3 separate regions of the Homo sapiens genome follow, and all the other regions are linked to region 1. The links are chromatin contacts, found by Hi-C or POLR2A ChIA-PET in ENCODE. All regions are on one chromosome and are shown on one strand. The core of a region is the stretch at or near the end of the contact, and the rest is flanking DNA. Distances in the headings are between cores, read along the strand shown.

The links. A loop is a pair of places that touch in the nucleus more often than their neighbours do. ChIA-PET counts read pairs that join two places held with the same protein, here RNA polymerase II (POLR2A). Pooled maps may share reads with other maps.
Region 2: a map of CD4-positive, alpha-beta memory T cell shows a loop between it and region 1 (12-fold over the local background). The contact joins the promoter of HNRNPA2B1 here to the promoter of GARS1 in region 1. A Hi-C loop is called at or near these places in 1 of 168 maps with a recorded cell type or tissue (CD4-positive, alpha-beta memory T cell) and 7 of 50 pooled maps. POLR2A ChIA-PET finds 5 or more read pairs at or near these places in 1 of 52 experiments (Panc1).
Region 3: a map of sigmoid colon shows a loop between it and region 1 (7-fold over the local background). The contact joins the promoter of HOXA9 here to the promoter of GARS1 in region 1. A Hi-C loop is called at or near these places in 2 of 168 maps with a recorded cell type or tissue (endothelial cell of umbilical vein and sigmoid colon).

Annotation. Positions count from the first base shown.
Region 1 is chr7:30,593,223-30,596,297 of GRCh38, reverse strand. GARS1 (glycyl-tRNA synthetase 1) reads right to left here and starts at 1,420. Exons shown (of 17, transcript NM_002047.4): 1 at 1,155-1,420. The coding sequence starts at 1,376. RefSeq lists a silencer at 129-228 and enhancers at 124-737, 738-1,351, 1,372-1,721, 1,352-1,965.
Region 2 is chr7:26,198,921-26,201,995 of GRCh38, reverse strand. HNRNPA2B1 (heterogeneous nuclear ribonucleoprotein A2/B1) reads left to right here and starts at 1,250. Exons shown (of 11, transcript NM_002137.4): 1 at 1,250-1,424. The coding sequence starts at 1,419. It overlaps CBX3 (chromobox 3), which reads right to left and starts at 251. Exons shown (of 6, transcript NM_016587.4): 1 at 170-251. RefSeq lists a silencer at 1-366 and enhancers at 1,307-1,696, 862-1,834, 1,807-1,926, 1,835-2,808.
Region 3 is chr7:27,163,968-27,167,042 of GRCh38, reverse strand. HOXA9 (homeobox A9) reads left to right here and starts at 1,506. Exons shown (of 2, transcript NM_152739.4): 1 at 1,506-2,165. The coding sequence starts at 1,586. It overlaps HOXA10-HOXA9 (HOXA10-HOXA9 readthrough), which reads left to right. Exons shown (of 3, transcript NM_001433944.1): 2 at 2,076-2,165. RefSeq lists enhancers at 1-367, 1,216-2,092, 2,093-2,970.

The DNA.
Region 1 (3,075 bases), core at 171-2,670:
AATGAAAGGCTATTTATTAAAATCGGTCAGGCTCAAACCAGCGAAGAGGACAGATGGCAAAGTGGCTGAATTTGCGGCAGCTATGCCCCAATGAATTATTTCCGAGATAGGGTTCCACCCTCTGTAGCTAAGGCAAATTATTGCATCAGGCGCCCATGCAGGAGAAACCCGTTTGGTGTTTACTACTAAGTCATGATCTCCGGGGTCCTACTGCAAGCTCTGGCTCTCCCTAATTGCATATGGGAATCATCTGAAATAATCTTTTCCTTGATATCTCTAAATTCTAAACTCTATGGCAGTGCCCTAGGAAAAGGAGGTCTATATTAAATCACCAAGTCCTTCAGCCCATGAAACCTTCCCTCACCTTCGGGAAAATCAAATGTCAAAATATTCCATACTAAGGATGGCTGACTTCACTCCGCAACACTTAGTTTCCCAGGTTTACGATCTGAGGGCTCACTGGTTCCAAACGGCCTTTTCAGAAGCCAGAAAAGATGACAAGAGCAAAGGATGATGAGTTCACAGCATTAATAGAAAAGTTCGACACCTCCCCACATCCACATTTCAATTCTATTTTCTCAGCCAATCATTCCGCTAAACTAAGCACTGAATGAAGGAAGATGTTAAGGGGGAAACACTATCAAAGCATCCTAAAGATTAAAGGGCCTGGCCGTAAGACGAAAGAACCGGCAGTTTTTCGGCTCATCATTGACCACTGAAAGAATTAGGAGGCTTTCCACCCAGGGTGCACAAAGAGTACAGCAGAGCCTGGAAAACTGAAGTTAAGGTTATTCAGTTAGGAGGCGAGGACAACCAAAGGGTCACAGATCCCAGCCCCACTGGAAATAGAGGAGACGCGGGCTGTGACAGAATGGGGAAGGGAGAACGGAGCCGGAGAGGGACGCAGGAAGTCGGAGGGGTTCCAGGGAGTCATCCAAAAAGAGAGGAGGACGGAGGTCCGCGGGAGAGGAGGTGGCTGACGCACGGGGGACTTGGGACCAAAGTGGGGGAGGCGAAGAAGACGCCAGAGGATGAAGGGAAAGAAAGGGGTAACCGAAGAGGAGGACAGTTCCCCGGGGAGGAGGGAAGGATGACCAGAAGAAGGCCCTGGGAGGAGAGCCGGAGGCTTAGCGGAGAGCGCAAAACACCGGTACCTGCTGGCGCACTGCTAGCCTCAGAGGTGCCAGCACCTCCTCAGCCCCCGCGCCGTCCATGCTGCTCCGGGAGGCGGCGGCGGGCAAGGAGATCGGGGGGCAGGAGGCCGCGCTGAGGGACCGGCGGAGCAGGAGCGAGGGTCGGGCTAAGAGCCGGGGCGGCAGCAGCAGCAGCAGAGCGGCGCGAGCACCTCTAAGCAGCACTGGACGCGGAGAGGGCATGAGCCTGCGGCCCTGGGCTGTCCAGAGAGGGTGGCGACGGAAGCGGCGCGCGCCGCCCGGCTCGGAGCATGATGAAATCGCCGCGTAAACGACGCGGCGCGCGTGCTGCCGCACATTCACCACCGCGTGACGCGGCGCCGGGTCGCCGCCGCAGATTCGACACAAAACCCGGAAGGACCCCGCCGAAGGTTTTCTCCGGTTCGGGAGAGAGGTAGGTAGGGTTGCGAGCGAACAGATTTGCACAGAAGTGCGTCAAGCCACCCCAGCAGGGTGGATGTTCAGGGACACAGCTCTGAGCGAGACCTGCAGGCCGAGACACACGAGAACCTTCAAAGCATAGGTTTTTATACGAGTGACACCCCGGCCGACCTACTTGAACGGACACTTCTGTTTCTGTTCTTTCGCGCCCTGCGCCTTAAAAGGGTCGCAAAACATCAAATCAGATAGGGATCTTAGACTTCTGTTGCTCAAGTGCAGATGTTCCCCAGATAAGGAAATAGGCCCAGAGAGGTTAATGATTTGCCCAGAGTCACACATTCTTGGTCCGCCGATGTCAAGACAAAAGCTGGCGAACGGGGGAGGAGGAGTGAGGGGATAGAGTCACCCCAGGCTTTCTGGAGAAGGTAAATTCCAATCTGCCCTTGCGGGGCGAGCAGGATTTGAACCGGCAGAGATGAGGAAAGGCAAGAGGTGCCTGATAAGTCTTTCTGCTTGGCATAGCCTCAGTCTATCTGCCTCCTGTGGTTAGGCCCCAGCTGACCAACCACCCAGAGATGGCTTCCCCCCGCCCCACACACCCAGTTCCTCCTGCCCAAAGGGTGGAGGGCCTAGAAAAGCTGGGTTCCCCCTCCAGGAAAGGAAGAGAAAAATGATGTGTTGGTTATAAAAACAGCATTGCGCACACCTGCAAAAATGGCTAAAATGAAAATGATGGAAAATGCCAAGTGACCCTCTGAGACTCCCCTACACTGCTCAGGGGAGTGTTAACTGGTGCAGCCAGCCACTTGGGAGCTCTTCGGCAGTATGCACGTACGTCTCCCTGTGACCCACAATCCCACCCCAGGAGTGTGCAGGAGTAGACGGGCTCAGTATAATGAAGTCTCCTTTCCTAATGGTGTGAAAGTCCATGTTATTTCTCTTCCCGTTCCAGTGTGCAGTTCTGGAGAAGTACTTACAATTCAACATGAGCAGGGTGGGTTGCTTAAGAACCTTCTGCAATATTGAACAATTATATTTTTAAACACTTTTATTTCAAGATTTGATATTAATTATAATTTATTTGGCTTTTATTTTACTAGGCAATTTTGAATTTATTTTAATATCTTTAAATGTGAAAAATCATTTTAAGTTTTACTTTTATTTTTATTTAGATTTTTATTAAAATGTTGAAATTCTATATCCTTTGAATAAAACTATTTTATTTCTAAAAAATTCCTTAGATCAATAATGTCTCATCCATTTTCATGTTAGGACAGTCCTGAAAGGACTCCAAATCCGTTCTTCCCTCCTCCCCGACCAATTCATCCTCCCCACTGCTGCTTCAGTCATTCTTTCTTTCTTTTTTCTTTTTCTTTTTTTTTCCAGACGGAGTCTCGCTCTTTCACCCAGGCTGGAGTGCAGTGGCGTGATCTTGGCTCACTGCAACCTCCGCCTCCCGGGTTCAGGCGATTCTCCTGCCTCAGCCTCCTGAGTAGCTGGG
Region 2 (3,075 bases), core at 1-2,500, 4.4 Mb after region 1:
AGGCCAGCCGCGAGGCCACCGCCCGACCCTCCACTCCTTCCCGCAGCTCCCGGCGCGGGGTCCGGCGAGAAGGGGAGGGGAGGGGAGCGGAGAACCGGGCCCCCGGGACGCGTGTGGCATCTGAAGCACCACCAGCGAGCGAGAGCTAGAGAGAAGGAAAGCCACCGACTTCACCGCCTCCGAGCTGCTCCGGGTCGCGGGTCTGCAGCGTCTCCGGCCCTCCGCGCCTACAGCTCAAGCCACATCCGAAGGGGGAGGGAGCCGGGAGCTGCGCGCGGGGCCGCCGGGGGGAGGGGTGGCACCGCCCACGCCGGGCGGCCACGAAGGGCGGGGCAGCGGGCGCGCGCCCGGCGGGGGGAGGGGCCGCGCGCCGCGCCCGCTGGGAATTGGGGCCCTAGGGGGAGGGCGGAGGCGCCGACGACCGCGGCACTTACCGTTCGCGGCGTGGCGCCCGGTGGTCCCCAAGGGGAGGGAAGGGGGAGGCGGGGCGAGGACAGTGACCGGAGTCTCCTCAGCGGTGGCTTTTCTGCTTGGCAGCCTCAGCGGCTGGCGCCAAAACCGGACTCCGCCCACTTCCTCGCCCCTGCGGTGCGAGGGTGTGGAATCCTCCAGACGCTGGGGGAGGGGGAGTTGGGAGCTTAAAAACTAGTACCCCTTTGGGACCACTTTCAGCAGCGAACTCTCCTGTACACCAGGGGTCAGTTCCACAGACGCGGGCCAGGGGTGGGTCATTGCGGCGTGAACAATAATTTGACTAGAAGTTGATTCGGGTGTTTCCGGAAGGGGCCGAGTCAATCCGCCGAGTTGGGGCACGGAAAACAAAAAGGGAAGGCTACTAAGATTTTTCTGGCGGGGGTTATCATTGGCGTAACTGCAGGGACCACCTCCCGGGTTGAGGGGGCTGGATCTCCAGGCTGCGGATTAAGCCCCTCCCGTCGGCGTTAATTTCAAACTGCGCGACCGTTTCTCACCTGCCTTGCGCCAAGGCAGGGGGCGGGACCCTATTCCAAGAGGTAGTAACTAGCAGGACTCTAGCCTTCCGCAATTCATTGAGCGCATTTACGGAAGTAACGTCGGGTACTGTCTCTGGCCGCAAGGGTGGGAGGAGTACGCATTTGGCGTAAGGTGGGGCGTAGAGCCTTCCCGCCATTGGCGGCGGATAGGGCGTTTACGCGACGGCCTGACGTAGCGGAAGACGCGTTAGTGGGGGGGAAGGTTCTAGAAAAGCGGCGGCAGCGGCTCTAGCGGCAGTAGCAGCAGCGCCGGGTCCCGTGCGGAGGTGCTCCTCGCAGAGTTGTTTCTCGAGCAGCGGCAGTTCTCACTACAGCGCCAGGACGAGTCCGGTTCGTGTTCGTCCGCGGAGATCTCTCTCATCTCGCTCGGCTGCGGGAAATCGGGCTGAAGCGACTGAGTCCGCGATGGAGGTAACGGGTTTGAAATCAATGAGTTATTGAAAAGGGCATGGCGAGGCCGTTGGCGCCTCAGTGGAAGTCGGCCAGCCGCCTCCGTGGGAGAGAGGCAGGAAATCGGACCAATTCAGTAGCAGTGGGGCTTAAGGTTTATGAACGGGGTCTTGAGCGGAGGCCTGAGCGTACAAACAGCTTCCCCACCCTCAGCCTCCCGGCGCCATTTCCCTTCACTGGGGGTGGGGGATGGGGAGCTTTCACATGGCGGACGCTGCCCCGCTGGGGTGAAAGTGGGGCGCGGAGGCGGGAATTCTTATTCCCTTTCTAAAGCACGCTGCTTCGGGGGCCACGGCGTCTCCTCGGCGAGCGTTTCGGCGGGCAGCAGGTCCTCGTGAGCGAGGCTGCGGAGCTTCCCCTCCCCCTCTCTCCCGGGAACCGGATTTGGCGGCCGCCATTTTCATGGCTCGCCTTCCTCTCAGCGTTTTCCTTATAACTCTTTTATTTTCTTAGTGTGCTTTCTCTATCAAGAAGTAGAAGTGGTTAACTATTTTTTTTTCTTCTCGGGCTGTTTTCATATCGTTTCGAGGTGGATTTGGAGTGTTTTGTGAGCTTGGATCTTTAGAGTCCTGCGCACCTCATTAAAGGCGCTCAGCCTTCCCCTCGATGAAATGGCGCCATTGCGTTCGGAAGCCACACCGAAGAGCGGGGAGGGGGGGTGCTCCGGGTTTGCGGGCCCGGTTTCAGAGAAGATATCACCACCCAGGGCGTCGGGCCGGGTTCAATGCGAGCCGTAGGACAAAGAAACCATTTTATGTTTTTCCTGTCTTTTTTTTCCTTTGAGTAACGGTTTTATCTGGGTCTGCAGTCAGTAAAACGACAGATGAACCGCGGCAAAATAAACATAAATTGGAAGCCATCGGCCACGAGGGGCAGGGACGAAGGTGGTTTTCTGGGCGGGGGAGGGATATTCGCGTCAGAATCCTTTACTGTTCTTAAGGATTCCGTTTAAGTTGTAGAGCTGACTCATTTTAAGTAATGTTGTTACTGAGAAGTTTAACCCTTACGGGACAGATCCATGGACCTTTATAGATGATTACGAGGAAAGTGAAATAACGATTTTGTCCTTAGTTATACTTCGATTAAAACATGGCTTCAGAGGCTCCTTCCTGTAATGCGTATGGATTGATGTGCAAAACTGTTTTGGGCCTGGGCCGCTCTGTATTTGAACTTTGTTACTTTTCTCATTTTGTTTGCAATCTTGGTTGAACATTACATTGATAAGCATAAGGTCTCAAGCGAAGGGGGTCTACCTGGTTATTTTCTTTGACCCTAAGCACGTTTATAAAATAACATTGTTTAAAATCGATAGTGGACATCGGGTAAGTTTGGATAAATTGTGAGGTAAGTAATGAGTTTTTGCTTTTTGTTAGTGATTTGTAAAACTTGTTATAAATGTACATTATCCGTAATTTCAGTTTAGAGATAACCTATGTGCTGACGACAATTAAGAATAAAAACTAGCTGAAAAAATGAAAATAACTATCGTGACAAGTAACCATTTCAAAAGACTGCTTTGTGTCTCATAGGAGCTAGTTTGATCATTTCAGTTAATTTTTTCTTTAATTTTTACGAGTCATGAAAACTACAGGAAAAAAATCTGAACTGGGTT
Region 3 (3,075 bases), core at 257-2,756, 3.4 Mb after region 1:
GGGGGCAGGGGGAGTTTCCTTCCAATTAACGGAGTGGCGGCGACCTTTTAATTTACCCCCAACGGGTGAGAAATAAACTTCCCCAACGTGGCCAGGCCCAGGAATGGGACTGGAGTCGATGCCCTTTTACCCCTCCCCGTTCTAATTTCCAGCCCTGGCCTTGAGCTGTGGCTGCCTCTCTTTGGGCCTTGTACCTCTCCGCCGAGTCTCCGGGCCCCGTAGGTAACCAAGGCGAGGCCCGGAGTAGCAGCTGGAAAGGGAGGAAGGAGCCCTGAAAGGCTCACGCGGCCCCGGGACAGGCCACATCGGTGCGGGCCTCCCAGGTTCCGGAGCTGCGGGGTCTCTTAGGCGAGGCTGCCTTTTCCCAAACCGAACTTGCCTTCCATTCATGCCACTTGTAGTTTTTTCCCCAGCTGGGATTCACGGAGCGCAACCAGGCTTGCAGCGCTCATGGTTAGAGCCTCTGAGGCTGGAGCACAGGGCTGGGTCGCCAGCCGCCTGCGCCTGGGAATCCTGATTGCCAGCTGATGAGAAAGGCGGGCTGGGCGCGCGTGTGCGTGGGGTCGAGGGCCGGGGACCGAGCGCGCCGCACAACCAACCAGGCCCTCAAAACCTTCGCCCTGGTGGCGGCTGGCCGCTCCCTCCTGGCCAGCTCCTCCGTGGGGTCCTCGTAGCAAAGGCGAATTTAAGGGTTGCCCGGGCGCCCCTCGCTCCAGGCGGGTAGCTGTGGGGACCTACACCCGCGGTACTCCCTGAGCGGCCGGTCCCTGCCTGGAGTGCCCTGGTAGGGCCGGCGGCGGCTCCGTTTGGGACGGATCCTGCGTTGAATTTGACTTTTCGAGGGCGGCCGCGGGTAAACTCGCCTCTCCCGGGGACCGCAGGGATTATTTACAGGGAGCTCGCCAACCAAACACAACAGTCTAACCTTTCCAAGTCCTCGTAAATTTTTACAGCTGGGAGCCACGGCGAGGCAAACGAATCTGTTGGTCGTTTCCGACTTCCCGCCAGCCTGTGTGGCTTCTGAAACAATAACTCCTTATGAAATATCATAAATATAGATTTAAATACAGTAGAGCGACAATGCGATTTGGCTGCTTTTTTATGGCTTCAATTATTGTCTAATTTTATGTGAGGGGCTCCGCTGGCCGCACTCGCACGCGGGACCCGCGCCTTCTTGATGGCGTGATTAATTGTGATATAAAATAGTCCGCTTAAGAAGTGTGTGTATGGGGGGGGAGACGGGAGAGTACAGAGACAAGGCTAGATTTGATCTTTTAATCGTCGTTGGCCACAATTAAAACAAACCCCATCGTAGAGCGGCACGATCCCTTTACATAAAAACATATGGCTTTTGCTATAAAAATTATGACTGCAAAACATCGGACCATTAATAGCGTGCGGAGTGATTTACGCGTTATTGTTCTGCTGGACGGGCACGTGACGCGCACGGCCAATGGGGGCGCGGGCGCCGGCAACTTATTAGGTGACTGTACTTCCCCCCCGGTGCCACCAAGTTGTTACATGAAATCTGCAGTTTCATAATTTCCGTGGGTCGGGCCGGGCGGGCCAGGCGCTGGGCACGGTGATGGCCACCACTGGGGCCCTGGGCAACTACTACGTGGACTCGTTCCTGCTGGGCGCCGACGCCGCGGATGAGCTGAGCGTTGGCCGCTATGCGCCGGGGACCCTGGGCCAGCCTCCCCGGCAGGCGGCGACGCTGGCCGAGCACCCCGACTTCAGCCCGTGCAGCTTCCAGTCCAAGGCGACGGTGTTTGGCGCCTCGTGGAACCCAGTGCACGCGGCGGGCGCCAACGCTGTACCCGCTGCGGTGTACCACCACCATCACCACCACCCCTACGTGCACCCCCAGGCGCCCGTGGCGGCGGCGGCGCCGGACGGCAGGTACATGCGCTCCTGGCTGGAGCCCACGCCCGGTGCGCTCTCCTTCGCGGGCTTGCCCTCCAGCCGGCCTTATGGCATTAAACCTGAACCGCTGTCGGCCAGAAGGGGTGACTGTCCCACGCTTGACACTCACACTTTGTCCCTGACTGACTATGCTTGTGGTTCTCCTCCAGTTGATAGAGAAAAACAACCCAGCGAAGGCGCCTTCTCTGAAAACAATGCTGAGAATGAGAGCGGCGGAGACAAGCCCCCCATCGATCCCAGTAAGTGTCTCCTCCCTTCAAATCCGCCGCCGCCTCCACGCCGGCCTCCCGGATCTGCTGGCCCGCCAGGTTTCTCTCGAGCCTGCCTTCGTCCTCGCTGGAAGCCTCTCGAGTTGGGGCCAGGAGCCAGAAGTTGGTGTTTGGGACGCCTCAGATAGGGCCCCAAGTCTGGAGAGCAGTGAAGAGCGGCCCGCAGGGCTACGGGAGAGGAGGCGGCTGCTGCAGCGAGAGGGGGCGGGGCGGGCACTTCGGGACGAGCCAAGACTGGCCGCCCCTCTCCTTGGCTGCCCAGGCCCAGGACCGAGATACTTTGGGCCGTTCTTCGAAAGCAGTGCAGCCCAGAGAGCCTTTTGTACAACTAGATTGTCCGTGAGCGGCGGCAGCCAGGGCAGCCGGAGCTGGGACGCTGGGGGAGACGGCCGATTCCTTCCACTTCTTGCCTTCGGCCAGTGGCGGCGTAAATCCTGCCAAGATGAGGCTGCGGGCGACCCGGGCCACAAGGGTCCCCATGACAGATTATTCAAATAAGCCACAGACGTGATCAGCGGCCTTAGGGCGCCCTGACGGCTTGCCCAGCTCCGAAGGCCTTCCAGGAAGGTTAAATAAGGAGTGGGGGGCGTAGAGGGACAGGTTGGGAAAGAAAGACGAAGTCAGTGAACGGGACAGAGGAATCCTAATCTTGCTACAGAACACAAGGCAGCATGCTTTCCCTCTGCGTGGCAAGGAGACCTGTTTCCAAATTTCATTCTATACAGCGTTTTGAGAGTGGGAGGAAGGAGAAGGGGGACAAGAGGACAGAGTAGGAGAAAGGAAGGTCTCGGAGGGGAGGGCGAGCCAAAGTTTTACTGCGTGCAATTTTAAGTGACTGTCTGTGCGTCTGTCTGCCAGGGTTCCATTGTGTCCGAGGCCT